Linked DNA regions of Mus musculus: region 2 is linked to region 1. A link is a loop called in an ENCODE intact Hi-C map of the cell type or tissue named here. Cell type or tissue: left cerebral cortex. All regions are shown on one strand. Each heading gives the region's core, and the rest is flanking DNA. Links, peaks and the distances in the headings are about the cores only.

Region 1 (15,926 bases), core at 3,762-11,761:
AGCTGGAAGTCCTGCCTCAAATTTTGCTTCCTGGCTGAAGCTCAGCTTCTTTTTCCCACCCCGCTGCAGGCACTTTCCCATCCCAGGATAACTACTAGTAGCATCTGTGGGAAAGAGTTTGCTCTTCTCAGAGGCACAGTGTCTTCACATTTAGGCTGGTCTGCTCTTCTCTCTCTTCCTTGTCACAGACCCGGAGGTGCCAGCCCCATCTCCAGACACCAGGCTTCAGAAGACATTTGACATAAACAAGCTTGTGTATGAACTAGAGAGCCATGGTCCCACTCTCAAGGCCAGTGTCTCAGTGAGCTCAAACAACAGAACAACTTACCAGCAAAAGCAAACGTACCTCCAGGCTGGCCTTAAGGTTGAGGCAGTTCTTCTGCCTTAGCCTCCTACGTTCTCCAAACTGGAATTTTTTTTTTTTTTTTAGGTTTTCTGAGACAGGGTTTCTCTGTATAGCCCTGGCTGTCCTGGAACTCACTCTGTAGACCAGGCTGGCCTCGAACTCAGAAATCCACCTGCCTCTGCCTCCCGAGTGCTGGGATTAAAGGCGTGCGCCACCACGCCCAGCTCAAACTGGAATTTTTGAGTTGTGGTTTTTATTTTAATAGTCCTGAGAGATTTGCTTCCTTATACCCCGTGTACAGACTCTAGGTAAAAAGAGATCGTTCCTTTTACTTTCTGCATGTCACAAAAGGCAGACCGTTTGGGAGGAGGGCTTAATACGTTCAGCATAATAGCAGAGTCCATGCATGTTTCCTCATGTAATTGTGACAGTCAATTAGGGCTGAGTTCTCTTCGATCTAGTAGATATCATTTCCATTTTAATGAAGAAGCCTCTGCTGTTAATGTAAATGAATGGGGAACTCTTCCATGGCTTGGGCTGTAATAGAAGTATCAGTCCACAGGGCCACTGGATCTTCCCAGGTAAGGACTTCAGTTGTAGTAAGTGCCCAGCATATCTCCCGAGGTTGGAGGTTGGTTACCCTAGAAAAAAAAGTGTCATCTGGCTGAGTCTGAGGGTTGTTTACACCCAAGTGTGTGGGTAAAACTGTTTACTTGCCTATTTGGTCCAGAGGATCCAGGCAGGCAGTCTTGGAGTCGTGGCACTGATTGTTGCTGGGGTATTATTGGGATAGGCAAAGTGAGAGCTAGAGTGGTTTATCTGCAGCAGTTCTCAACATGTGGGTCACAACCCCTTTGGGAGATGTAGATCAGATAATTAAATTTCAATGCATAACAGTAGCAAAATTTTACAGCTATGAAAATAATTTCATGGAGGGGGGTCACCACATCTGTATTAAAAGAGTCTTTTCATTAGGAGGTTTGAGAACAAGTGAGCTAGTTAGTGCCTCTTATTGCTTTGGTACCCACTGAAAAGTGGAAGACCCAGTATATAGGGCCAATGAAGATTAGAGGTGAGTAACGGTGTTTGCTGTTGCAGGCCATGTTTATAGATTTAACCAGAAGCCTTTGATTTGATTGGTCTTCCATAAGTCTGCTAAATCCAGGGCACTGTGATTTCTTGACTTGTTTTAGCATTAGGCATCACTGCCAGTAAGAAGGGATTATAGATGTTAGGAAGCCCCCGAGAAACAACTGAGTGGACTCAGCTCAATTCAGCATTCTCCATACTTGCCAACTCACCATGCTGTATAGCATCTATTGACCAATGAGCCCATCCCAATATCCCAGCTGATGGCAAGGTAGCAGTCTCTGTTGTCTATCTGAGAGCTGTTAGGAGGCCTAACATAGTATGTGAAACCTGCTTAGCCATAAAAATTCACACACACGCACTCGTGTGTGTGTGTGTCGGTGTCCAAATCCTGTTACTCCTACTTTCCCTATTGTGTGGAATCGTTTAGGAATGATATCACTTTCCATATCATATGATACAGTGCACTACTCCATTTTTAGTCTCTGTTAGGTGAAGCTTACATCCCAGCAGGTACCTTCTATATAGCTCATAAGCCAGGAAGCTCATCAGGGGTTAGAGCTAGGTCCTTAAGGAAAGACCTGGTCTCCGTGAAAGAAAGAAAATCTATTTTCTCCTCCACTAGAGATACGGTCTCACATTCTTGACTGTTCACATTTGCATGTTCTGTTTAAGGGGCCCAAGAAAGTTGAGGGCAAATTGTTCTCATCCATACCATAGTGATACTTTACTGCCCTTGCTTCTGAAGGGCATCAAGAGACCTTGCCACTGTCATAACACCTTCAGACTCTTGGCTTCCTACCTCCCACCTGGCAACACTTTAGTTAACTACCACACTGAGCAAAGCCCAGAATGGGTCTGGTGATTTAGAGTACCTGTTCAGTAGGGTAAACCACTTAATTCAGAAGGTTGAGAGGAACAGAAACAAAAACTTTCTTTTACTTAGTCACTGGCTTAGCCCAAGGATCTGGGGAAGGATGCCCTTTGACAGATGATTTCAAATGATGCCTTCTTGCCACAGCAAATCCCAGTTAGAGAACAATAAGGTGACACTAATCGTTTATACAGTTCTCTCTCCAAACTATGATTAAGAGAGAAGCCTTGGCCTGACAAAGTGACTTGTTATCTTATTTACATGCTACAGCAATCCCCAGGAACAAAGAAATGTCTTCTCTACAAATGTCCAGGGAGTCAAGAATGACCTACTGTCAGATCAGAGGTTCACCGCCCCGCCTTTCTCTATTTGGGCCCACAGGGCAGGCTGACATTTTCATGAAGCTCCATGTCTCTGGCTCCCAATCAGTTGCAGAAGCATTGCTTCACTAAAATGCCAATGTTGCTGCCTCATTAGGCTAATGAGGCACAGGAGGAGGCCATAACAAATACAAAGTTGCTAGTATGGAGCGATGCTGCACTGACCTGGGAGCATACCAAATTTTGATTCCCAACCATAAAACACCGCCTAGGAGAAATCGGTCAATTGATTGTTCTGCTGGCTGATTAATTTCCTGATTAACACCCAAATTCTCTCCTTTCCTCAGCACCACTTGTGCTGACTTTAAGGGATTTTAGGGCTGATGGAGGCAAAAGATAGGCTCTCCAAGGTGGCAATAGCACACAAGGAGATTTACTTAGAGTACACTTTGACCGGTTTACACGAGATGGATAGCCCACATAATCAGAGACCTTCCAGGAAAAGAAAAAGCCCAAGATGATAGGGAGATCAGAGAGTGGACCTATATGTCTCCTTGATGGAATTTGGCAACAGGGTGAGAAGTCTTTGGGTCAAGGAATGCACACAGCGGTGTAATTGGGGGCTTTTATAATGATAACCTTTAACTCCTCTATGGGTAACAGCTGTCCGGTGCAGTTTTGTGGGGAATGCAAATCAGGCAGTCGGTGGCTAAAATCTGCTTATTTTGAATATATTGAAAACAACTGAGTGTGTAAAATTCGAGTTTGGTGCCAGCCAGCTTTTGCACTAATGCTTTCTAGCTTGCCGTGAAAAAGAAAACGACATAGAGTCAGTATGCAGAAGTCCTTTGTATCTTTTATATACCAATGTCTATGTTGTAAATAAGTGGGTCTGCTCCAGTACGAGTGCTTGTAGTTGTGTGACTATATAGGTATGCATATTCATGTATATGAGTGAATATATAAACATATATTTGGCTATTTTTTGTCTCTGAGTATGCATTACATGTTTTGTGTGTTGTTAATATGTGAGCATCTGTGAGTCAGTTTCTAAATCATGTGTACTGATCCTAGTATGTGTTTATTTGTGGATAAATGTGTAAGCTTGTTCGTGTGCAGATATATTAGTAACTAAATGTAAGCATATAATATGTGCATGTGTGTGAATATGTGAACGTAACTTTGTATATTCTCATGTGACTATAAATGTCTATTTGTATAAACATAACAGCAGAAGGATGTCTGGTTGTGTGCAAGTGGAAGGGAATAAGCATAGAAGTGATGTGAATATGTTTATGATGAATGATTATGTGAATGACTCCTACTGTGTTAATATACAGTCAGGATCATGTTTCTGAGTGAATGTGCATTGTAGTTATAAACAAAATCTTGTGTAGATGAAAACTTTCATCCACAAAGTATCCTCTGCATGTGGATATATTCTTGATTTGGAAAGAATTATGGTGGCAAATATAGATGTGAATGTGTGCCTGTGAGTAAACAGTAAATATTTGGGTGGGTACGTGTCCAAATTACTGATATATTTGTATGTTTAACCAGCTTATCTGTGTGAAGGAGTACACAAAAATGTATCAGTGTAAGTCTGATAATAATGTGAATGAAAATGCAGGCAAGTATCCTTAAGAGATTGCATGAGGATTTTCATGTTCTTCTATATTAATATTTAGTATGTTTATGTGTTGGTGATCAGTTTTGTGTGAGCACAAGTATGTGTGGATAAAAGTTGAGCATTCATGTTTTGCTTATGTAGCGTGTGTTTCTATGAATTGACTTATAAGCATAGTTATATGGGTGATTTAAACTAAAATGAACATTCATTTGAAAATCAGTATGGAATGACTTCTGCAAATTTGTGTGTATGTTCGTTCATCTCAGGCATGCCTATATATTCTAAGTGTATTTATATGTGTTGATGTATAAACAAGCTCAAAGCTGAGAGTTGAGTCAGTGGTTAAAGGAACCTGTTGCCTTTGCAGATGACCTGAGTTCAATTCCTGGCATTCACATGGTTAGCCCACAGTCACCTCTAATTCTAGTTCTAATGCCTCCTGTCTTACCTCTACAGGCACTCTATAAATGTGGTTCACAGACATATAGTTACAAAAATCCATACACATAAAATAAATATAAGTAAAGTACTTTCAAAACTGTATACAGCTCATGTGTATGAGTGTGACAATAAATAATTTTAAGTGAAATGAAGGTATCAGATTAAGTGTACATTTGTGTGAGTTAATTTGCAAATATGTAAGTATGTTATACCTTCAAGTGCATGTGAGTATCTTGAGTTATGTGTGTGAATGAAGAAATTGGGTATTTGTATGGGCATTTTCACATAACTATAATTTTTATGTGTATGTTAAATTAAAATATATTGAGCAAAATATCTGTGCATATAGAAAATAAGCTTATTAGTATATGTATCTTGATATGTAGTCCTATATTTAAACTAAAATGAACATTCATTTGAAAATCAGTATGGAATGACTTGTGCAAATTTGTGAATATATGTGTTCATATGTAAGTGAATCTATGACTACTTCTGTGTGTTGTAGTTTCAATGTGAGAGTGTGATTGAATATCTAGGAATGGAATCTAAGTGATTCTTCCTTTTGAAGTTGTTCTTCCAGCCTCTGTGTTATTGCCTTTCAGCGATAGGACTCAAAATATGACCACAGATTTTAAAATGCATAAAGCCATAAAGCGAATTCACAGCGCATGTTTATTATTTTTTGACAGTTCAAAGTGGCTATCACTGGGTCTAAAGCCAAGCCATTCTTCCGTGTGTATTACATCATACTGCTGTTATGGAAATATGCGTGACCCTCATCACTCTGCCTGCTGGCTTCACTGTAGGCTGACTGCCCAGAAGCTGAGCTGCAGAAACAAATGGGTTATTTCAAGTCCAGTGCTTCAGAAAGCAAGTGCAATTGGACATGAGTGTCTAAATGACTCCTGTGAAGTGAATGCTTCCCCATGTGAGGGGAAAAGCCAGATTTCAGTATTCAGGGGTATTGTAAACAAATGCTTGAGAAGTGCTATCTAGTTATAAGGGCTTCCTACAGCACAGTTCTTGAGAATAACTTTTGAGGCCCCTTGCATGGCTGTATGGAATTGTAGCTGTGTTTGGCAGTTAGTAAGTGAGATTAAATTGCCAGCTCTGTCCTCCCAATCCCAAGGTCAGACTTCTTATCATAGATCATTTTGTGTCATTTAAGAAGAAGAAAAAAAATCTGTGGTCCCTTTTGGTGGAACTCTGGGTGACCTTAAAGTTCAAACACAGAGCCCTGGCTAAGGGCTCTTGGATGAAGGAGCAAATGGAAGCCGAAATGACATGTGCTTCTCCAGACCATGTAGATGTAGGCCATAAAAATATTTCCTTAACAAGAGTGGACACCTTCTGTGCTAGCAAATAACTCAAGTATTCCCACATCTCTAATGGGATAATTGAATGGAAACCTCCAGATAAATTACCTAAATGTTTCTTTGGAAGGATGGCTTCAGCCTAATAGTGCAGTCCTCCCCAAGGAACTTAAGAGGGCAATACAAGAACAATTTCTTCCCAGTGCTGAAAGGGTAGGTGCACGAAGCATCCCTCACTCTACAACATTGTAGTGTCTCTGCCATACCAAGAACTAAAAATGAAGCCTCGGGGAGCTGCTTTTCAGAGCTCTGTGACAATCCAGTTTGATTTCTTATCTGCTCCTGTCCCTCCACCCATTGCTCCAGCCCCTCTTCTCAAGAAAACAATAAACCTCCTACTTGAAAATGACAAGGACAGAGTCACCTAGGCATTTGCCTGTGGACTCTGAGCAAAGTGAAAGAATTCTGGGTAGGAATTCAATATAGGAACCTGGAGGCAGGAGCTGATGCAGAAGCCACGGAGAAATGCTGCTCACTGGCTTGTTCCCCACAGCTTGCTCAGCCTGCTTTCTTATAGCACCCAGGACCACCAGCCCGGGAGTGGCACCAGCCACAGTGAACTGAGTCGTCCCACATCAATCAAGACAGGACACCACAGGCTGATGTGGTGGGAACATTTTTCTCAATTGAGGTGCTCTATTACAAAACGACTCAAGCTCCTGTCAAGTAGACAAAAACTAGCCAGGACACTTAATCCATTTTCATATTTCAACTTGACATACAAATGCATTTCTAATTAGCTTTGAACTTTCCTTCCTTGATCACCCCTAAAGTCTCTTAGTAGTAGTAATAATATCACAATAAGAAGCATTGCAACTTTTAAAAGGGCTCCAGTCTTTACACATTTGAGCGGGTTAGAAGTTCAATCTCTTTAAAGCATCCAAAGTCTCTTTCAAAGTTTGCCTCTCTAAAATAGTCAAAGTATCTTTAAAAACAATACCCATCGTCTCTCCAAAATTCCAAAGTGTCTTTTATTGTGCTCTCTTATAAAATCAAAATAAAAGTAAATACTCTGTTATTCCAAGTGGAAATGAAATGAAATGAAGACATGACTGTCCCTGGGTATGGTTGAAGAGGTGGTTTTTGTTATCAATATGAGTTAAGAATACCACCAGAGGCATCTGGAAGAGTCCAGAGCATGGAGAGGGGAGTAGACTGTATCAGGTCAGGAGAGGGGAGAGCAAGAGAGGAAGATTAATAAGGAGGGGGAGGGAACAAAAAGGGAGGAAGGAGCAAAGGGGAAAGCCAAGGGAACCAAGAGATATTTTTGTGTGGCAAAAGTGGCAGTCAGAAGCTCAGGAAAGGGAACCAAAGCCCATGGGCTGGAGAGGGTTAGGTCAGTGTGAACGGAACTTCGGGGAGTCATGGGTACTGAGCAAGCCTTGTATGCTAATAGGTACCATAGTTAGCCATCTGTCCCCAGGTTCTTTAGGATCTGACAGAAATAACCAAGGCACGATGATTGTTATTGGGGAGTCCGCCAGAGTTGGCCACTCAGACACTGTTTGCAGTCAATTTAAATTCTTTATTCCAGCTGGTTGGGACTACACTCAGATACTCAGAACCTAAGTTATAAGCCTGAATGTCTAGAGCATGGGGATTTTAAAGGCAAAAACCACATCCTGGCATCTGGCTCGGGAGCTGCAAGGGGTTTTACAGAAGCAAACAGTGCAACAGAAGCTAAGATAAGCAGTTAGCCAGAGGAGGTACCACCCAGGCAGGCAGTTTAACAAGCTAAAATATACAATTCTCTTGAGAGGATGGTTTGCACAAACAGGCAAGTTAACAGAAGCTAAGTTAATCATGGTATCTTGACCTCCGGTTCCTAGAATAGAATTGGGTAATTTTCCATTGGATTTTCTGTTAAACCTGAAATGGCTTCAGTAGGAATATAAGATGGAGAAACGACTGTATTGTCTTGCCCTGTCACATCATAAAGCAAAACTAAAGCCCAACAGTATTAAAAACAACTCAATGTCAGACACCCAGGATTCACTTATGAATTTTCTGGACTCCAAACGGCTTACCCCCTTACGCTCATTGTCTCCCAGGCTCAGGTTAGCTCCACTCCACAGCTGCTGCTGTTCTTGTTGGTGATCTCTTGGTACTGGCATAATGTGCTATTCTGTTTGAGAAAATAAAAGCAGCTAATAACACCTGCAACTGGGTCACACCTTCATTACTAACTTCTCCTGGACTCTCTTTGGGGACTGTGAACTTGCTGCTTGATGCCACGCCCTGTCTCCCCTCTCCCCCCTTCTCTCCCTCTCTCTCCTTCAATTCTGAAATCGAACTTTGGCTGCCACCATGAGATACAGCCTAACCACCCTACACACCCTCCATACATAAGTTTCTATGTGCTGACACTCTGGAAATCCTTCAAGACTATTGCAGCCCCCAATGATGCTGGTCTCTTTCACCACTGCTAATTCTTCAGCTCTAGCTAACCAGCATTGATTGACTCTGTATAGCCAGGGTTTCACTTTAATGGATCTGGTCTCTCATTGACCACAGCAAATTCTTAAGCCCTGTTTGATCCGAAACACAGATTCTTAATGCTCAAAACATCAGACATAGCTGATAGTATTTAAGGAACTCTTACACTTCCCTCTGAAACTTCACAGACCTTGCCTCCATCATCTGTACTACTCCCAGCATCTTCTAAGTTCCCACCAAATAGCAGCTCATTAAACATTGAGCAGTCAGAGGTTTTTCTAGGGTCGAAAGAATGTGTGCCCAAGTGCCTGTCCTATAGTGCATAACAAGTAGAGAAGAAAACTCTGGCTTGAGAATGTACCCTACGTATCTAGATCTGCATGTTATGTTCCTTTTACACACAAACTTTTGGCTTGGTACCTTCACAAGGAGCAGAGAAAGGACTAAAAACCTGTACATATGAAAGCGGAGGGATGGGTGAAGCAAAAAGCCTAAAGACTGGATGTCTCTGGGTTGCTCCACTCACTCTGCAGGTGCGGAGGCACCTGGGGAGTGTGGCCGGTCAGGTTATTGAGTGAAATATTTTACATTGTTAGCTCAATGGCCTCAAAAGGCTCTGGCTAATAGAAGAGTTGAAATCTGCTCTCAGATGGAAACCACATCCTGTCAGCACCTGTCTAGACCCCGTGAACCACAGCCTCATTTGCAGCCTTGATTTTACTTGAACGTGGGAGCTGCCAATCATCAGGAAATGCCCTATGCTCAGAACATAGCAATGTCTCAAGCAGCAGACAGCATCTCAGGCATCAACTTCCAGGGGCCTCCTGCAGACATGTAGCCCAGCCCAGTCTGTCAGAAGCACATACACCCTTCTTACCTCTCCCACTGCTGAAGCAAGTAGAAGCAGCAGCAATCGGGCAGAATGGATGTTCCCACACATGTTTTTTTTTTCCCCCAGAGGCTGGAAAACAGTGATTCGGTGCATGCATGTTACCAGACAGGATACGGTGTTAAAGGATACACATTCTAAAAAGTAAACAGGGAGGAAGCAGCCAGGTGGGAGCCTCAGAGAAACGCACTGATTCAACTCCCTAAAGAGCATAACATGAAGTCAAAAGGAGCAAATTCTCCAGAGTGGTGGGCTCTTCCTTCCAGGGGTACCCGATTCATTTAAGAAAAGCAGCCTACTCACAGTGACCTTCTGAGCTGAGCCACACTGTTTATGTTCTCTGCTCAAAGCCACATCGCCTTATCTTGATGGTATGAAGTGCCAATTCCACCTAAGCCTTGTTCTTGCACATCTGTTCCCAGGGCTGAATATGTGGCACAAGGTGCAGAAAGAGCATCTTACTCACATTGCAGAAATGGATGATGTTTATTCAGTAAAAGCGATCTCAGATTCTTAAGGGGGCAGGGCTGTCTTCGCAAAGACCTGTTTTCAGTGAATTAGCATTTTACTAATCAATGGTTTCTAGTCTGGAAATGTCGAAGATAATGTCATATGTGCATACTCAGTGATAGTGCGAGGGAGCTGGCTTTTTCCCGAGTTCCCTGATTTATGCACTCCAAATATCCAAGATTATTATGAGTACCGTTTTCTTCCAAAGAGCAGCTTGTGAGATCACTAAGAGCCTGCACTGTGTGAAAATCTGCTGTACCCTTGTCCATCTACCTATTTTGTTATTGGTTCATGTTCACTTTGGGTGAGCCTTATACGAACATGTTCTTCATTATTTTTAACATAAAATTTTATTTTTAATAATTCCAAAGTGAGGAGGCTGGGAAGATGGCTCAGTGGGTAAAAGGACTTACAGTACGAATGTGAAGACCTGAGTTTGATCCCCGTCATGCATGCAAAATCCAGGCATGGTTATATATGCCTGTAATCCCAGTGTTGGGACCTTGAAGCCAAGTGAATCTGAGAGATTGCTGGCCAGCTAGCTTGGCCAAATCCATAAACCAAAGGTTCAGTGAGAGACTGTCTGTCAAGAAATAGAACAGAGGATGGTAAGGCAGGACACCTAACATTCTCCTCTGGCTTCCACACACAGGTGGGAACAAGCCGGCGCGCGGACACACACACACACACACACACACACACACACAAACATGTAAGCATCACACACACACAAATATTCTAAAGTGAGTACTTGAAGGCCTTGGTTCAGTATCCTCTTGCTATTATAAAATACTTGCCCTGACCGTGGGGAAACTCCCTCGCAGATACCATGACTGGATGGCTCTTCCCAGCTTTTCATAAAATGGAGGACTCCCTTTTGCAGCAGAGAGTCCCTTGTCTGGGGAGCCTAACCCCACACAGCCTCTCCCGCCGGCTGCCAAGGAACCGACCTACAAACTAACCCCTCCCCCATAAGAACCCACCCAGCAGGTACCTGAGATTCCTGAAATGCCTCTCCATGCAAATGAGACAATTCACAGAACTTGAAACTCCAGCCAAGGAGTTTCATTTACCCTGTGAACTCCTTTCCACTCTCCAAAGTCGATATAGAGCCCTGTTCCACCCCCAAATAAAGGCTATGCGTACAAGCCTGCCCCAGATACAGGTATGCACACAAGACTGTCTTAAGAGAGCTGTTTCATTGAAAACCTTGGCAGAAGGCTTTCTTTCTCCACTCGCGCCACTCCCTTCTCCCCTCTCCCACACTCACTCCCCAGCTGGACTGGGATCCTCCAGAACCCCACCCATTCCAGACTCCACTTCATCCCTGAGAGAGAGGGGGGTGGGGATGGAAGACAAGGAACCACAGCTGGACCCCCAAATGCATACTTCACTGATGAAAGCAGTTAAAGAGAGAAAAGCTCTATTTGGTTCACAATTTCAGGGTCCAGTCCATCAAGGTGGAGAAGTAGCAAATTATAGCCAAAGTCAAAAGCAGCACTGAGATAACACAGTTTCTGTTCCTGCTCTATTCTTTCATCTTCTCACTTAGCTCAAGAGCCCAGCCTGGGGGGCGAGGGGGGGGCGGCGGGGGCTCTGGGGCCACGCAGGGGTGGGGGGGGCGGGCTAGCGCTGACGCGGACCCACAGTCCTTAGGACTTGTTTCTCATGATCCCCGGTGCCACAAGACCACCATCTTTAAGGATGCCAGGAAGTGGAGCACTGTGTTCGAACTGAAGCGCATCTTCGAGCGCATCCTCAAGCGGCCGCCAGAGGAGCAGCGGCTTTACAAGGGTGACCAGCTCCCTGATGATGGCAAAACTCTGGGCGAATATGGCTTCACTAGCCAGACAGCATGGCCATAGGCCCCAGCCACGGTGGGCCTGGCCTTCTGAGTGAAAGGAAATAAAACTTGAGACCTGTCATTCATGTAATGTATGTCAAATAGCCCAAAGAGTTGTTTATGAGCTTTGAAACCTGGGGCTGAGAACATAGCAGAACAGACCAGGACATGCCCGGGCAGGCCCATCGCCTCCCTATCTCCCACCCCTCTGACCTAAGTTAAATGTTAACAGGCTGCTGATGTTTAAATGGACCAATCATGTGAAACCGCGCCAATTCCTCCCCCAGCCCCACTCCTTTTCTATAAAAACCCCTAGCTTCCAAGCCTCGTGGTCGAATCCACTGTCTCCTGTGTGAGATACGTTTCGACCCGGAGCTCCGCCATTAAAATACCTCTTGTTGTTACATCAAGGTGTTATGTTCTATTCGTGATTCTTGGGTGCACGCTGAATCGGGAGTTGAGTGGGGGTTTCCCCACTAGGTTCTTTCACGAGCAGATGACACCTTCGAAGCTCTTCGCATCGAGCCCTTCTCCAGCCCTCCAGAGCTTCTAGAGGTGATAAAGCCACAGGATTCTGGAGGCAGTGCCAATGAACAAGCTGTGCAGTGAGGGCCTTGGCCTACCCCCTAGAGACCCATTCCCCCAATAAAAAAAGATTTGGCTGTCAAAAAAAAAAAAAAAAAAAAAAAAGCCCAGCCTATAAGACCACAGGCTGGAATTTTATTCAGGATAAGCAGAAACTAGATTTGGTTTACTTAATAAGGAGGCGTCAAAGGGCCTGGGGGCAGCATAGCTGGATGTTCCTCTCCTCAGTTACAAACCTGATCTCTAAGCCCCACGGCCTGGATAGGAGGTGATTAGAGTCTCACAGGCACAAAACACGAAGGAGACACCTATTTGCATTTGGACTTTGGCCACTTTCCATGTTTTTGTTGTTGTTAATGATTTTATTTTACTGCTTGAAATTCTCCATATACATAGTGATAGTTGATAGATTATTTCTCCACCATCAGTGAAATGAGCCAATCTAAACCAGATTAGATTATATTAGAGCAGGTTTATTGGGACGCTACACCCATGCAAGTTCACTGGCCCCAAGGACTAAGACCAGGGAAGTCCCTCTGGGAAAGAGGAGGTAGGCAGGTGAGGGAGAGAGAAAGGGGCATGCATACAGAGAGAGAGAAGAGAAGAAGAAGAGAGTCCAAAATGTTTGGATTATATAGGGAGGAGCCTCTGGGGAACTGGCAGCCCAGCCCTGGGCTAGAAAGTTCTGGGTTGGGGGCAGGGTGTGCCAGATAGGGACTGAGGGATGCTGGGAGATCCAAGAAGCCAGATCTTTTTTGAGATGTAAAATATGTACCTCAGTCCCTTGTCCTGGGTCTGAAACCAAACAGTAATATTCTGTCTGGTACTGTGAATACATCCTCATATAAACAATGCCTCAGGCATGTTATAATGCTGTTACCCATAAGTTCGATGATAATAAAACAACAGTGTGTGACAATGACCTGTAAGTAAACCAATGAGGTATGTTTTTGAAATACTTATTAGAATTTATGCATGTTAGTGTGAGTGTCTGCCATGTGTGAGCCTGCAGAGGCTCAAAATGAGTGCCAGATCTGGAGTTGGAGTTTCAGGCAATTGTAAGCTGTCCTATGTAGGTGCTGGGATCTGAATTCAAGTCCTCTGGAAAAGTAACAGGTGTGTTTTGTTTGTTTGTTTGTTTGTTTGTTTTGTTTGTTTTGTTTTGTTTTGTTTTTAAACTACTTTCCAGGGCTAAGAAAACATGTTTTTTGTTTTTTTTTTTTTGTTTTTTTTTTTTTTTTTGGTTTGGTTTGGTTTTTTGTTGTTGTCGTTGTTGCTGTTTTTGAGGCAGAGTTTCTTTCTCTGTGTAGCCTATGCTGTCCTGGAACTCACTTGTTCTGAACCCTTTGAACTCATGTAGATCTGCCTGCCTCTGCCTCCCAATTGCTGTGACTAAAGGGATGTGTCACCACTGCCTCACAATAAAACACATTTTAAAAGGTATTTTTTAAAGAAATAAACATACAATCAAGTTTCCTTCGGATGATTGATTAAAATGTTGTGACAAGACATTAACCCATATCTTGGTACATAGTTTAAAATTCATTAGTTCATGACACACAGGAACTCTTTAGAGAAAACAAAAGTACCATAAATTTTCTACTACCCAAATGCAGATATCTGTTATGTGACACATTCATATATAAACTGTCATTGTTACTATACAACATAAGGCAGAGAAAAATAGATTCCTCCATGGTCAATTAACATTTGTGGGTGGCCCAGAAACCCCAGGGGTCATGGCTGAAGGACACCCAAGATTCTATCAGGGAAGACTATCTTGAATACATTAATAAGAGCATCTACTCATTTTGATTAGGATATATCCGAGATAAATTTTGCTGGAGGGGGACCCACTGAAGATGTGCCAATTTGAAATGGTAAAGCCAGTGAGGTTAAAAATGGTTCATTGGGACTGTATTGTCATCAGAACCTCAGAAACAAAAGATGTTGATTTGCATTCACATGATGGGTGATAAGAAGGTTAAGATCTGGTTTTCTACAGTGCAGTAATGCAATACCCCCTGGTCTACTAGGTTAGTTTAAGGAGTTTTACAGTAGTGCCAAGACCCTACATTATGTTCAGGGCAATGATAAACACTTTCTCTCTGAGAATACTTAATGAGTAGGTCAGACAAATCTCTTCAGAGAAGGATAACATTCATGGCATTTCATAGCAGCCCCTGGAGGACATTGGATACAGTTCTGATCGTGCCTAGCAAAGACTGCAATAGGAGGACCACTGAGATAACCCATGGGTAGCCATGATATGTGGCTAGCATTTCCCTTTGGAAGTGGTGACAACCTATAGTTGCAAGGCTGTCAATATAGGAAGTGAACAGAATATACTAGCCAAATAGATAATGGGAAGATATTTCCTTGTGCATGCTGAATGGATCCAATAATCTGAAAGATTTTAAGGGATGAAACCATAAGATTTAAGGCTGCTATAATAAACCATGTGACACAATTCATTATTTTTAGGATTAAGAACAGAATGAACTGCTTTATTAAGTGGACTCTGTGTGGGCTGATCAGTTCTTTGCTCTCATTGGGTCTTATATAACAGATTTCAATCCTTGAAGGTGTTGGTTTTAATTTGCTTTCAGCCATATTAACTGTTTTAATTGGGAGTTCATGGGGCCTTGTTAAGCAATTTGTCAAGAGCTAATTTTAATTTATTATTGATTGAGAACAAGTGTCTATCCACTATAGAATATTTTAAGATAATATGTGTTATAGGCACAAGGATTTTAGACAATAGTTCTGATGGTCAAGGTAAAGTATATCTATTTTCCCTGTAAATTATGTTTAGTAGCATAATATTATAGAGAAGAATCACGTTTAAGTTTCGAGATTCCCCCAGATACAATAGTTAATTTAGATTCAATGTTGATTAAAGCCAGTTGATGTATCTTAGCAGATGTTCATTAATGAAACCATGTTGTAGAAGAACAAAAGATCAAAAGACAATGTGATTTAATTGTTTTATTGCACACATTTTTTTAAACGTATGTTTTACTGTATTTTTACAAATTTTTGTTTTCCAGTTAGGTAAAATCTTGAAGTTTGGTTTTTATTGCAAGTTTTGTTTGTTTCCTCATAGATTCTGATTTGTTACTTTCATTTCTTCTCAGTTGTTAGTTATTGGGTATCCTTCACAGTCTACAACTTAGGTCAATGAAATGAAGCCATCTCCTTCTAGGGTCATGCTATGAAATATTAAGTAAAAATTCTTCTATGATATTTTATAATATTATGGTATTTCTAGTCAATAGATTTGTGGCTTTGGGGTTTGCCTCCAGCCAATAACATCTGGTCAGACTTTCTGGGTAGTTGTTGAACAAGTATTATTAGGTTTGTAATACTCTACTTTTGGTAACTATATCCTCCATGGAGTGACAACTAACTTTTCCAAGGTACGGTCCATGTCTAGATGTGAGGAGCGGGTGTGGCAGCAGTCCCAAAGGCGCCAGGGACTGCAGCTAAGTCGTATGACTTGCACCTGACTTCCTCATACATCTGATTATAAGCCACAAACATCATGAGAGCTGCGCAGGTGTACCAGGATACTGGTGAATCCATTTTGA
Region 2 (15,926 bases), core at 4,859-12,858, 340 kb before region 1:
TCTGCTTCTCAAATCTGAAGAGTGTGCTAGCAGGATAATAATTTTTAAACTACCTGGTTAACCAAAACAAAAAGCAGCTGACTATGTGTGATTTCCTGATAGTACATCATTTCCTGGTACCTTTGTGCCAGAAATGAATGAAGATTTGGATTTTCCTAATGACTCCTATCAAGAGTGTAGTAACTCAGTGTTCAGATTATAGGAGAACCTGAATCCACAAGTTAACTGTGATTCGCATTTCTGTTACTGTGACACACTAATGTGACCCAAAAACTGGCTTATCCTTGAGTGTTTACAATTCAAATTACTTTTTTTAAGTTCAGTAGTTATTTTAAATAAGCAAACTTTAATGTCAAATTAATACATTAGAAGTAGCTTTCTTTAAAACAAAAAAAAAAATGTACACCAAAAGGCCATGAGGAACTTTGTGCAAGTACCTTATCGCTGAGGAAATGGAGCTTGCTATGTTGGAGGTTCAGAACTATTTCTCATTTAAGTAGTATGTAGGATCAAACCTTTTAAGAATTTTTTTCTTCATATTTACTCAAAAATAAGCTTACAATAAGTTTTATCTTAAAATCATATGTTTAAGGCAGTAAGACACTAAACCAAAACAAAAAACAAAAAACAAAAACATTTTAACAACTCAACTCCCATTGTTCTCTGTGGCATTTATTCCAGCAAGCACAGGAAATAGCAAAGAGAATCTACAATGCTGTCCCAAAGCAATTACACATGAAAGATTACCAATGCAGGGCTGGGCTTTGAAGGCCAAAGTGTTAGTGAAGAAACAGAGCTTGACACCTAGCAAGAAGAAAGGAGTTTGGAGCGTTGGGTGCTCAAGTATGAAAGATTGAAATATTTGAAGTAGTTCATTAGTCATAAAGGTCACTAATAAATAGTTGCAACTTAGGTGTAAATCTGTGTGGGAGTTTTATAGCCTTTGGCAGGTGAAAAAGCAGACTGGGACTATGTCCTTTCCTCCTCATTATACTTTGTAATAGAAGAAATGACATATGCCCTATACCTTGTAACAGGACCTGCAAGGGCCAATACATGGCAGTAGTGTGGAGAGGCAGTCCAGAAAGCCAGTTTTAATGAGAATCCTGGTTGGAAGTGTGAACATTTTGGCAGGTTAGGAGCCGTACTGGAGAGAGAATGGTTTGATTTTGTGGCAGTTTAGTTTTATTACCAAAGCACTGGTAATAAAATGCATCATGTAAGATGTCTGAAAACTAGAATAGGGCTGGTAAACAAATTTCTGAATGAATGAGTAAATTCAAACAAAGGCAGATCGTAAGGGCAAAGAGCAAGAAGGGAAAATCAGCCACTCAATGTCCCTTCGCATGGAGTTCAGAATGGACAAGATTAGGTACTTTCTGTATCACCATTTCTGAGATAAATTGATAGCTAAGTGATGTTTTCTTCCAAGTTTCATTTCTTTGAGTGCTAGAGAGATAGCTAGGTAACTAAAGCCCATGCCTTATAGCTGTAAATTCCATCCGCAGACATCACATACAAATTCCAGTCAGTGATGAATACTTTCAATTCCTGTGCTAAGAGGATAGACAAGTAGATCTCTAGAGCTTGCTGGCCAATGAGAAGCCCTATCTCCAAACAGGTGGCTAGATGGCACTCCTGAGGATGACACTGGTTGTTATCTTCTACTCCCCTTCTCCCTCCCTCGCTTTCTTCCTCCATTCCTCCCTCCCTCCCTCTCCCCCCTCACTCATACAAATACATACATGCTCACAAAAAACCACAAGTACACACACACACACACACACAGACACACAGACACACACACACACACACACACAAATACACATAAAACACAATCTATTCATCTGAGATAGTCTCTGTACGATAGAGAGTAAGTAATGCCACACACTCTCAATGGGATCTTTGAAGTACTTTTCCGGTTGTTCCAAGACATGTTCCAGTTTGCATCATTTATATTCAACTTGTACTGAGTTAACCTTTGAAATGAATTGTTTGACCAGAAACTCTGTAATGAATCATTGTTTGGCTTCTGAAATAAAAATTTGCAGTTATTGGTCGGTGTCATTATTGGAATACACAAGCATAATGCCTAGGAATTTGGGCTTATTTGAGAAATAATAATTTCTTTAAATTAGGTAAGAATGTACTGATTAGGGGATGTTAGAGGGTCTGTGTGTTGAGAGTTCTGACCAAGTAAATGTGTATTTATCTAATAAGAACTCTTGTCTAACTCTTGGTTCCTTTGAAGTGGCTTCCCGTTTTCTGGATATGATTATCATAGGAATCATAGGATAATCATGATTATCATAGGAATTTGGGTTGTGGGCTCAAATACCTAGAGTCATTTCCAATTGGCCCTACTACCCTCCTGGGTTGTGTAAATGTATGGATTCCTGCTGCTTTGCAAATTGTAGTTCCTCTTTGCTTTTTTCCACTCCTGATCTCCAGTAAGTCCTTTAATTCGGTCTGCATCTTGTCCCATCACATGTAAAATTTATTACCATTTTCTATTTACTTTTAAGAATGTTCTAATATAATCATGCCAACAAAGTTAGACTTGAAAAACCAATTTCATTCATGTTCCACTATATAAATCCTTTAATACCTAGGATTTAAAAGTAACTCTCTATCAGCTGTGTTGTTACATAGCCTAGAGAGAAATGAATAAACATATAGTCAGCCCATCTAAGACTCCAGTGTCAAACCAGAAAAATGATTACATCCAAGTTCACCTTGAAGAATCATGGACTTACTGAGTTCCTCAATGGATGTGGATGACCACACAACCAGCTTCAATCTCGTGGGTTCTTTTGGGAATTTAAATTCAATGAGAAACTTGGGGCTTCTTGTAGACAAAGATAGCTTGCCAATGGTTGACATTTGTCAGGGCCCAGCTAGGATTTAAACACTGCACAGTTTGGCTTCAGAGGGTATGATGTCTCTTAGAACTGAAAACAAATGATAATCGATACAATTCAAACTATATTCTTCAGAAATTTCATTAAGATGTCCAATTTTTTTCAGTTAAATGCTCTACTGTTAATATTCAAAACATACATATGATTGGAGCCTTAAAAAGTTGGTTGAGGGATAAAGAGATGGCACAGTTGATAAGAGTATTTACTGTTCAATTATGAAGACCAAAGTTCAAATGCTAAACCCTCATATAAAAATCCAAACATGGCATTATTACACTGCTGTAACCCCAACACAATGGTATACAGAGGCAAAAGATCTCCAGGGTCTTGTGGATACCAGCCTAGCTCGAAGTTCAGTGAGAGTCCCTGTATAAGGTAGGGAATTGTAGAGCAAAACATCTGATAGTCCTCTGACCTCCATGAGTGCATTCAATTGAATGCACACAGGCACATATACTACACACATATATACATTCACATACCCAGAAACAATGGACTGAATTCCTGAGTGAATGAATGAAAAGGATGGATGGATGAATGCCTTGAGTAGGGTGAAGAACAAGAAGAAAGCAAATAGAATCAACTACTCTCCTATTATTGTAGCAGAGCCACATGTGCCTTTATGGCACATATCTATATAGTTTCTACAATATTAGATCTCCTTATGCTAATCTGCTAGTGTGAATTAGGAAATGTGATCTGCTTTTCTTGAGAGCTGAAATAATTTTAAAAAGGTCAATGGATCAATGGAGTGGAAGGGAGCTGTTGTCCCTAACAAGTGTGTCATTTTCTTATTGGTCTGTATACATGTGCAGGCACACAGAACCCTCCTTATAACTCAATCGGTATTTGTAGCTCTTTATCAACTACAGGGATAAGTGAGGTTATATGATGAGCTTCCGTTCAATGAATGTGCTTGTCTGTACATGCAAATATCTACCTGAACTGCTTAAAATTAATTGTGGAACAGCGTAAATCCAAGGAATTTGGTTTCAAGTGTGAGAGCATTGTCCCTCCCTAGGCTTGCCTATTCCGAATACACCGAATAAAGGATGGCTTCTTGTAGTCCTTAGTGCCAAGTTCCTTCAGCCACATCACTACTCATTCTGCTAACATTTCAGGAACTAGAGCGGGAACACTGAGTTGTTAATAGCTTCTTTTATGAGTTTTTCTCCTTTTAAAAGATTTTAACAACTTTTATGTATGATGTTACATATGTGTGGGCATCAGTGTGCCAATGCACACACGTGATGTGCAATTTGTGATTGATAGGAGGTTTGTAGACATCATAGGACAGTATTGTGGGATCAGTTCTTTCTTGCCACCATTCCAAGGTTCTAAGAATTGAGCTCAGGTGCTCAGGCTTGCTATGTGGGTTTCATCCACTGAGCCATCTTGTTGACCTTGCTCTGATTTTTGTTTTTCTCTTGAGAAAGGATTTCATTATCTAGCTCTGATCTGGAATTACCTATGTAGGCCAGGCTGGCCTCAAACTCATAGATCCTGCCTCTGCCTCCAGAGCCTTAGGACTAAAGGCACACATCAAAATTTCTGGCCTTGCTCTGGACTTTCTTCCTTTCTTTCTTCCTTTCTTTCTCTCTCTTTTTCTTCCTTCCTTCCTTCCTTCCTTCCTTTCTTTCTTTCTTTCTTTCTTTCTTTCCTTCTTTCAGTTTTTAATTTTTTATTTTAATTTTTATATTTTAATTATTTTTTAACTTGATTATGGTTTCCTCTCTCCCAACTACTCCTAGATCTTTCCCGCTTTCTCCACCCACCGACTGCACAGCCTTTCTTTCTCTCATTAGAATAGAAGAAACAAGCATCCAAAATTAATAATAATGAAAATAATAATAATTAGGCTAAAATGAAAAACAAACCTGAATAGGACTTAAACAAACAAGGTTGGTAACTTCCTGAAAGTCACATTGATTGAGTAAACACTTTAGTTAATTTTCTGTTTCCTGTGTGTTCTGGCACCTCATGGGACCTCATAAAGATAAAAGAGAATTACATACACCTAAAAGATGGGTGCAGGATGGAATGGCTAGAATCTCAATGTGGTTCTAATTACTGCCCCTGGCCCTTCCTTCTAAACTAGCAATTTTCAACCTGAAGGCTGCAACCCGCACAGGATTCAACACATATCAAATATTTACATTAAAATCATAGCAGAAGTGAAATTACAGTTATAAAGTAGCAATGAAATGATTTTATGGTTGAGGTCACCACAACATGAAAAACTGTGTTGAAGGGTCCAGCATTAGGAAGGTTGAGAACCACAGTTTTAAATGGAAGCACCAATGGCCCTGTCTTGTGAAGGTTTCCTGTGGGTATTCACAGATGATCTCAATTCACAGTTGTAAAACAGTCATGTGTCATCTGGAAAGTCTTCCACATTCCACCCTTCCTTTAGCTTTTACACTTTTTCTCATCTCACTTCCCTAATGGCCCCAGAGCCTTGATAGGGATGATAGAGATGTTTGATCATTTTCTCCCATTTAGGGTTGATCATTGGGCTAGTATGATACAGCAATAGTAAATTATTCTATTCAGAAATATGACTAGTTATGAGTTTCCACAATAACTACTGCCCACCGCAAAAAGTTCCACGGAACAAGCTACAGCAGCAATAATTAATGACTATGAACAGAAATCTTTAAAATGCAATTTGATAGGTACATAATATCTTCCAGAGACCTTCCCAGCATGACAGGTACTGAGATGAGACACAACACTGAATTGGATGAAGGCCAAAGACTGGTGATCTCTGGCCTTGTAAGTCTCTCTTATTGTTCTGGACATCAAAAGCTGATGGCTTCTAGAAATTTTACTCTTGCTGTTTTGTGACTAAAAGCTGCTGGTTTCTGGCAGTTGACTCCTGCTGTTAGCATCAGTGAATTAAGGACAAAAGCTAACTACTCTGGCCCTTTGTTCTACAACTCACAGGCTCCTCACTGATCAGTCAAGTGGCTCAGAGTTCATCAACTCTTTGTGAGCCAGAAAGTAAAAAAGAGGAAAAAAGGAAGAATTCAAGCACACACATAGACACCCACAGACACACACACTCTGGCCAGCCTAACACCTGTCTGAAGAATTCCATAAGTGTTAATGCATTCCTACATACATACATACATACACATATACCTACACATGTGCACATATACATAGATCATATATATTGTGATCAAGATCCACGAAAAGATCCCATTGCTTCTTCAAAAGAGCACTATGGGGTGGGTGCAGCAGCCTGGATAAGAAGCATTATCATACTCAACTCGGCAATTCACTATCACTGTCCATGAGCCATCCTCCTTCCTCATTTTGGTGACATAGAGAAGAGGAGGACCACAGATAGGTCATACAGAGAGAAGGGCTGTAAGTAGATAATAAAGACAACAAACTTCCGGCTTCCTCACCTCCTGACAAAGGTCTAAAGGACTGGCAAACCTTTTCTCCTGCCAGCAGGGCCCCAAGGCTGGCTGGCCAGTCTAACAAGGACCATATCAGGACCTGTCCACATCAAAGTTGTGGGCCTATCAGCTTCCCTGGCTTTGTTCCAACTGATCAACCCTAAATTAAGGAGGAAAATATGGCTCAAAGATACTTAAGCCTTTCAGCCCTGGAGGAAAGGCTTGACTTCAGCTCATACAGAGGTTCTTTCTGTGTGCATATCTCTGTTCTGTTTTGGTTTTCCTGATGTCTCCGTGCCTCTGTCTCTCCTTTTACTTCTTTCCTCTCAAATCTTTCTCCCTCCTTCCTATTCACCTCTCTCTCTCTCTCTCTCTCTCTCTCTCTCTCTCTCTCTCTCTCTCTCTCTCTCTCCCCTCTCTCTGTTTGTATATTGTTTCCAGCTGACCAGCTGATTCTGTCTTCTGTATCTAGGATTTCCCCTGCAGCTACCTGTACTGCTTGAGATATTTCTTTCAGGGAAAAAAAAAAAAAACTGAACCAAACTTCTCAATTGTCCTTAGATAGGCCTGGGCCAGGGGGAGCTACCATGCACACACACACACACACACACACACACATACACCACACACACACAGGTTCAATATGGTTGGTTTCGACTACTTGGACTAACAAGAGCCAAAGGATATCAGGGTCATGCCGTCTCTTGTTGTGGAACTGCAGGTACCACTCAACTCAAGCAGTGTTAATGCAAGGTGAGAAAACAAATGTAAAATAATAGAAAAAATATAGAGTGGATTATATTACATAAGTTTTAACATTAACAAATGTTGCCTTTAAGGATGGAAATGCTACCTGGGTGAGGAAAATACCTAGTTTTCATATATTAGCCTTTAGAATCTTGGAGTACTTACTCATAAGTAGACACTACCTTTTAACTTGTTTTATTTAGGGAAGAGTATATGGCACCTGGGCTGACCTCTAACTTATGATATAACCTAGAAAGCTCTTCACAATCCTTCTTCCACTTCTCAAGAAGTGGGATTATAGACATATACCATCAAGATCAGCTTAGATGATTTTTTATTAAGTAACTTTTGATTAATTGGTAACAATTTAATAAATAAATTATGAAGATATTTATCACTCTATTTTTCTTAGATTTGCATTTGAATTGGAATGTCTATGGCATACACAAACTGTAAAAATAGAATTTAGTGAATTATTTGTACATACATATCCAGACATATGTTTAAGTATGTCCAATGATCATTCAGATCAATATATGTATTTTTAGTAATCACAAGAATGTATTTTCTTTTTTTCCCCTGTCACCACTCTGAATTTTCTTTCCACTGAATAAACTTTCCTTTAATTTTCTTTACTGGTTTCAGAGAGCAAAATTATTTGTCCTGTAAATAACGCGACAAATACCCCCAATGAATAAAAGTAATTACATACATGGGGAAAAAACTACTTTGCCTATTTTTATTTTTTTCCAAATTGTTTCCACAACATAGGTATTATTCTAATTATTAAATGTTGAGAAAGTCCCTCTCCTAAGAAAGTCCCATTTCTGTGTTGTACAAGGCATGAGACTGAATACTGTGTGCTTACTCAAAGCTCCTTTATCCTAATACTCGTTGTTTCTTTCTCTAACTTCCCTACTGGTCTAATACCTGTTGCTGGAGTAGAGTAGTATAGTTTGAGACAGGAGTCAACTAACCTAGAGCAGATAAGTGGGACCACAGTGCTTACCTGAGTTCCCATGGGACAACTCCTTGATATTTGGATTTGGAGGTTTTTCTGTAGCTTATTTTAAGTATTAGACTAAACATAGAAAATAGAAGGAGCCTGTAGTCCTACGACCACTTAAATCTCTTCAAATCATTTTTTACACCTGCTTCTATGAGCCATAAAAACCACTAAGTGGTGCTATAAGCTCATGTTTGAGAAACATGCATCCTGAGTTTATACTGCTACATAAAGTGATAGAGTTCTTTAAGAGTAAGAGGAAAATAAAGCCTGTTTTACTCCTAACATTTCAGCATCTTCTTCAAAATGAGTACTAAGAAGTGAAGGCATTAGAGTGGAGGATATGACACTGTAGAAGGCCTAGGGTTGAAAGGCATATGGAACATTTAGTTTCATTATCCCTTTGCAGTCCATATTATTTATAACAACTGCAAGATTGTAACATAACTGCTGCATTAAAGAATGTTGTCTTTTTATTTAAAATTCCTTTCTCATTGCATCTTATTTTCCTATGCTCTATGGGTATTGCAAACAAATCTAAACATTTGCTATACTAGAAATGCCTGAAAGTTATATTTAATACATTTTTGTGAGCTACTTCATGTTTATAATTAAAATTATAAAATATAATTATTAATAAAATTTGCTTCAGTATCTTAATATCTAGTATTGTGATAACAAAGAGAGGCATTATCTCTCAGGAATTTTGCTCTCTGGGGACATTTGGTAGAATCTAAGGGCAATTTGTTTGCCCCAACTGGGTGTCATTCATAGATTTCATATGGTCACCTAAAAATATGAATGAATATATTAAGCAAAAGGAGAAATAAAGTTATATTGGGAAAAAATGGGCACAAATGGAATAGAAAAAAAGAGATTGGGAAGTCCGTTTTGTTTTTCTGTTGAAACAGGGTTTCTCTGAATAACAGCCCTGGCTGTCCTGGAACTCACTCTGTAGACCAGGCTGGCCTCGAACTCAGAAATCCGCCTGCCTCTGCCTCCCAAGTGCTGGGATTAAAAACATGCATCACTACACAGACTCCAATACAGGGATTGTTTTCCTTTTTGTAGTCCTGGAGATTACACTCGGGGATTTACCCATGTTAGCCATGAGAAGGATCAGTGAGCTTCTCTCCCCCGACATAATACTAAATTATGCTGCAGAGAACAGTTTTAATCACAACAAAAAGAAATGGAATCAAGAGGTAACACATTCACAAAGGAACTCACACAATATGTACTCACTGATAAGTGGATATTAGCCCAAAACCTAGGATACCCAAGATATAAGATACAATTTCCTAAACACATGAAACTCAAGAAGAATGAAGACTGAAGTGTGGACACTATGCCCCTCCTTAGAATTGGGAACAAAACACCCATGGAAGGAGTTACAAAGACAAAGTTTGGAGCTGAGATGAAAGGATGGACCATGTAGAGACTGCCATATCCAGGGATCCACCCCATAATCAGCATCCAAACGCTGACACCATTGCATATACTAGCAAGATTTTATCAAAAGGACCCAGATGTAGCTGTCTCTTGTGAGACTATGCCAGGGCCTAGCAAACACAGAAGTGGATGCTCACAGTCAGCTAATGGATGGATCACAAGGCTCCCAATGGAGGAGCTATAGAAAGTACCCAAGGAGCTAAAGGGATCTGCAACCCTATAGGTGGAACAACATTATGAACTAACCAGTACCCTGGAGCTCTTGACTCTAGCTGCATATGTATCAAAAGATGGCCTAGTCGGCCATCACTGGAAAGAGAGGCCCATTGGACACGCAAACTTTATATGCCCCAGTACAGGGGAACGCCAGGGCCAAAAAGGGGGAGTGGGTGGGTAGGGGAGTGGGGGTGGGTGGGTATGGGGGACTTTTGGTATAGCATTGGAAATGTAAATGAGCTAAATACCTAATAAAAAATGGGAAAAAAAAGAAATGGAATCAAGCCCATGCTTTTAACTTCTGTCTTATCTCATATTTTCTCTCTCTTAAAAGTTACTATATCTAGCGAGGGAAGGATGGACAATTCCAGAGAGAAAGAAAAGAAGGGGGAGGGGGAGAAGGGGGAGGGAGAGAGAGAGAAAATGACTAACTGCTTTCATAAATGTGTAATGGAGAAATAGCTTAATTGAGAATAGAAGCTGTCCCATCCTTCTAGAGTCTAATAATGGTGTCTTAATGCTGTTGCCTTAAGCATTAAGTTGTGGGACAATAGACCTGGTCTGGAAACTTGCTTGGTAAGGTAGAGAAGGCCTTTGCTTCAGGAGCTGTGGTCTAAATCTCCCATAGAAGGCTTCTCTGCACTTCCAGACAACCACCACCAAGCTAAGACAGTCATGGATGAGCTAAACTGGAGCTCCCAGCCCCAGCCCCAGGCTAGATGCTGTCCTTAGCCCGCAGAACCCCAAAAGTCTAAGCCTCGTTGTGGCCTGCTGACCCCCAACCCTTTGTTACTGACTCCTCTGTGTGGTTCCCAGTGGTTACTGGGTGCTCCAGAGGTCAGGGAATACCAGCTTTGACTTTCCCACATCTCAAACATCACTTTCCCACCACTGGGGCCTTGCTCAGCATGTCCCTGAAGCCCAGCACCAGACAAGCAGCTGTGTGGCATTTTTCTTCCCCAATGGCCATGCCCAGCAGCAGGGCAGAATGCAGTCCCACATTAAGTTTCAACCTTAATACTCAAATTGTAGCACCAAACCTTAGTTGCAGTCAGACAAGTCAGTATTCTTAGACGAGGTTGTGGCTCTATAGAAGACCAAGTGAATCTGTGGTGGCTTCATAGGTGGTTAGCATTATCCACCTATGTAGGGTACCAATATTCAACCTCCTTACAAAAACTTATATAAAGGGGCTGGAGAGATGGCTCAGTGGTTAAGAGCATTGACTGCTCTTGCATAGGTCCTGGGTGCAGTTCCCAGCAACAACATGGTGGTGGCTCACAACCATCTGTGATGGGATCTGATGCCCTCTTCTGGTGTGTCTAAAGGCAGCTACAATATACTTATATATACACAATAATAAGAAGAATCTTTTAAAAAATGAAACATTAAAAAAATAAAAACAAAAACATATATATAATGATATATCATATTATATTACAATAATTATATTATTATGTTATATTTTATTTTTGGTGTTAGTTTGCTTTTTGTTGTTCTTTCAATTTGGGGTTTTGAATTTGCTTCTGTTTGTTTACTTCTTTTGAGACAGGACCGTACTAATTAGTCTTCAGAGTCCTGGAAATTGCTATGTAGACCAGGTTGGCCCTGAACTCACAGATCCTGCCTCTTCTACTTCCTAATACTGAGATGAAAATCGTGCTACCACTCCCAGCAAAATAATATTTTAATTAGCTTAGGAACTAGTGAATTTTCTCAAGTCTTTTAATACATTCTTTATTTAGGGTAGCATTTCTCCTACCAAGTCCTCATCCCCATCCTTTCTACTGTATATATTATGTGTTATATTTCATAAGAAAATATATAGATATAACATATTATATGAGATATAATATATTGCTCTCTGAACATTAGTATTGAAGCTTAAATAAATTTTATACCTTTATTTTCATTTCAGTGTAATTCAAAATATTTTTTAAATTTTCATTGAGAGTTCTTTAATCCATATTTTATTTAGAAAATGTTTCATCTCCTTAGATTGGGTAATTACCCAGCCATCTATTGCTTACTCAATACTAGTTCAAGATGTACCTCGTGGCCAGTAATGTAGGATACTACAGAGTCTATTTCGTCAATGTCAATTCCATCAAGTTGATTTTACTATTGCTTTTCTGAATTACTGAATACTTCCCAACCTTTTAGATGATTAATCTATTGACTACTGACAGTTTTATGACATCTCCAAATGCAGAGGTGGATTTATCTATTGCTATTCATAGTTTTAGCAGCTCTGTGTCCCCAACTTGGATGTTCTATTATTAAATGAATACAATTTAAGGATTATTATTTCTGGATACCTGACACATTTATTATCTGTAAAGCCTGTTGTTATCTGTAATGATCATACTGATTCTGAAATTTGCTCTACTGAAATTAATAGAAAGTACCTCTTCTTTTCAAAATTCACATATATCTCTGTCACAAGTCAGATTTAGGGATGGAGCCAAGAGCATGATAAAGAGAGTTCCAGTGACTAGGAGGATCAGGTTACACTAGTGTTTATTCAGAAACAACAATAAAACAAATAGAAAAATGGGATCTCATTCATTCACACACTCACTTCACTCACCTCCAGTCTGGCATATGTCATAGCCTGGCTCCAATGGCTGCTCAGGCCATTTCCTGCTGTGCTTTGGATCTCTTCTGGAGCTTTGGTCCAGAGTTGGAGTGTCTGGAATCAATGGGCTGGCTCCAGGGATGAGCAGGTCGCAACTTGAAGAGTCTCTGTCTGGCCCTGAGGATCTGGGCAAGTTGCAGTTGCCAGACCAGACCGGGGTTTTTAAGTCTCTTTCAGCTCAGGTATTCAGCATTACTTTATCTGACACTGGGCCTTATTACTTTCATTCACATATTCCAGGCTTGGGCTCCATGGTAACATTTTAGCCAATCAAAATTGAGGTGTTCACTTAGGGCATTACCTTATACACTTCACACACACACACACACACACACACACACACACACACACACACTGGGCTGAGTTACCATTTGTCTTTTTTTTATATTTGCTTACATTTATTCTTTACAATCTTTGTCACTCCTTATTTAGCTGTCTCCTTATTTAAGGTAGGTTTGCTAGATGGATTTGATAGTGAACCCCATAGTTTCAGCTACCCAGTATACTGAAGCAGGAGGATCACTGGAACCTAGAAGGGTGTGACCAGTCCAGGTAACACAGTGAAAGCCTGATTAAAAGACCAATTAAGGTTTTATAAACAATGTGTACTCAGGACCTCTTTTGCATTGGCTTTCTGTGCTTTAATTGGTGCGTTTAGGATATCTCGTTTAGGACAACTAGTACATTTACAATATTAACATCCTGAGTGAGGTAACCCAATCACAAAGGAACTCACACAATATGTACTCACTGATAAGTGGATGTTAGCCCAGAAACTTAGGATACCCAAGATATAAGATACATTTTGCTAAACACATGAAATTCAAGAAGAACGAAGACCAAAGTGTGGACACTTTACCCCTTCTTAGAATTGGGAGCAAAACACCCATGGAAGGAGTTACAGAGACAAAATTTGGAGCTGTGATGAAAGGATGGACCATCTAGTGATTGCCATATCCAGGGATCCATCCCATAATCAGCTTCCAAACGCTGACACCATTGCATACACTAGCAAGATTTTGCTGAAAGGACCCAGATATAGCTCTCTTTTGTGAGACTATGCCGGGGCTTAGCAAACACAGAAGTGGATGCTCACATTCAGCTATTGAATGGATCACAGGGCCCCCAATGGAGGAACTAGAGAAAGCACCCAAGGAACTAAAGGGAACTGCAACCCTATAGGTGGAACAACAATATGAACTAACCAGTACCCTGGAGCTCTTGTCTCTAGCTGCATATGTATCAAAAGATGGCCTAGTTGGCCATCACTGGAAAGAGAGGCCCATTGGACTTGCAAACTTTATATGCCCCAGTAGAGGGGAACGCCAGGGCCAAAAAGGGGGAGTGGGGGGTAGGGGAGTGGGGGGGGAGGGTATGGGGGACTTTTGGGATAGCATTGGAAATGCAAATGAGGAAAATACCTAATAAAAAATAAAGAAATGAAAAAAACACACACACACACCAAGGTGAAAAGCAATTTAAAAAAAAAGAGTAACTTACATGTTTGCCTTTTACATTCATTGCACATGCTCTCCATAGCTTTTACTTGAGCTTACATTTCATTTACTTTTAAACTTCTTAGGTAATCTTAAGTTTCTAGAAGTGTTTTAGTTAGCCCCAAACTTTCCTGCAAATACCCCTTCATCACTCCATACATAACACACATACCTATCATTCATGGCGCCTTTACCATTCACATCCCATTTCCACAAATCCACAAGGCATTGTTGTTCTTATTATTTTAATCAATCTTTTGCCTTTTATTTCTACTAAGAATAAGGGAAACTGATAATTTTGTTTTGACTTCATTTATCCTTTCTTCTGGCATTCTTCCCATTTTTATATGAAGTCAAGTTTTGATTTATGAAATCCCTTTTCCCTAAAAAAACATCATTATGTTCTTTGAGCAGTGCATCTCAACCTTCCTAATGCTGCAACCTTTTAATGCAGTTCCTCATGTTGTGGTAACCCCAGCCATAAAATTGTTTTTGTTGCTACAACATAACTATAATTTCACCATTGTCATGAACCAATATATCTGTGTTTTCTGATGATCTTAGGTGACTCCTGTGAAAGGGTCATTTGACACCCCCAAAGGGGTCACAATCCACAAGTTGAGAACCAGTGTAAAATTGCCTGACAATAACTTCTTTCATTGTTTGTTTTGTCTTTTTTTTTTTCCTGATCAAGGCTCAAAGTTTAATATTTAGCACTGTATTTATATAGGGAAAGCCTTTGTTTTGTCCTTAGGTTTTACTTAACTCTGTGATGTTTGAGGTTGACTGAAGCCCTCGCCCATGGAAGGAAAGCACTATACAAATGAGCTAAATCCTCAACTTCTTTTAGTTTTTTTGAAACAGGATTTCATTAATTTTCCCAGGCAGCCTTGAATTCACTCTGTAGCTTCAGCAGGTTTGAAATTTACAATCTTCCCACTTCTACCTCAAAGTAATTAGAAATACGTACCTGCACCACCAGGCAGAACTTTTCTTTAATTTTTATTTTACTGGTTACACAATCGTAACTTTCTTGTTATTCCTTTTATTTCCACCTACACTGTGTAAATGAACCACATTTTCTGTATCCATTCTTCAGTTGAGGGACATTTGGGTAGTTTCCAGTTTCTGGTTATTATGAATAAAGCTGCAATGATCATAGTGCAGTGTCCTTGGGGTATGGTGGAGCATTTTTTGGGTATATGGCCAGAAGAGCTACAACTGGCTATTAAGGTAGACTATTTCCAATTTTCTGAGAAACTGCCAGGTTGATTTCCAGAATGGTTTAACAAGTTTGCAATCCCACCAGCAATGAAGGAGTGTTCCTCTTTCTCCACATCCTCGCCAGAACATGCTGTCCCTTTAGTTTTTGATCTTAGCCATTCTGATTGGTGTGAGGTGGAATCTCAGAGTCTTTTTGACTTGCACTGACTAAGGATGTTGAGGATTTTTAATGTGCTTTTTCAGCCACTTTAGATTGCTCTGTTGAGAATTCTCTGTTTAGCTCTGTACCTCATTTTTTAACTGGGTTGTTGGTTTGTTGGAGTCGAAGTTCTTGAGTTCTTTATATATTTTTTTTTAATATTAGTCCTCAGTTATATATAGGGTTAGTGAGAATCTTTTCCCAATCTGTAGGCAGCTGTTTTGTCCTATCGACAATGTCCTTTCCCTTACAGAAGCTTTTCTTTTTCATAAGGTTCCATTTATCAGTAGTTGACCATAGAGCCTAAGCCATTGGTGTTCTCTTTAGGAAATTATCTCCTTTACTAATGCGCTCAAGGTTATTTTCCACTTTGTTTTCCATGAGATTTAGTGTATCTGGTTTTATGTTGAGGTCCTTGATCCACTTGGACTTGAGTTTTATGGAATACAACTCAGCTATTAAAAACAAGGACATCATGCATTTTTCAGGCAAATATATGGAACTAGAAAACATCATCCTGAGTGAGATATCCCAGACCCAAAAAGACATGCATGGTGTATGTACTCACTGATAAGTGGGTATTAGCCCTAAAGCACAGAATAGCCAGGATACAGCGC

What was found. Hi-C counts contacts between places; a loop is a spot of excess contacts. Peaks named below come from ENCODE experiments on the same cell type or tissue, not always from the same donor. Only the 100,000 strongest peaks of a DNase experiment are listed, where the experiment ranks them.
Region 2: it touches region 1 in a loop (2.9-fold over the local background); 7 of 42 quality-filtered maps call a loop at or near these places.

What each region holds. Positions count from the first base shown.
Region 1 is chrX:139,346,904-139,362,829 of GRCm38, forward strand. Platr21 (pluripotency associated transcript 21) reads right to left here and starts at 9,867. Exons shown (of 20, transcript NR_045455.1): 1 at 9,702-9,867; 2 at 9,387-9,470; 3 at 8,101-8,198. It also overlaps the pseudogene Gm8061. In left cerebral cortex, for the core only: no CTCF peak of the experiment used is centred there; no DNase peak of the experiment used is centred there.
Region 2 is chrX:139,008,479-139,024,404 of GRCm38, forward strand. It overlaps Nrk (Nik related kinase), which reads left to right. Exons shown (of 28, transcript NM_013724.2): 28 at 1-614. Among named protein-coding and RNA genes, the nearest start is that of Serpina7, 69 kb to the right of the region's middle. In left cerebral cortex, for the core only: a CTCF peak has its summit at 8,259; a DNase peak (open chromatin) is centred at 8,257.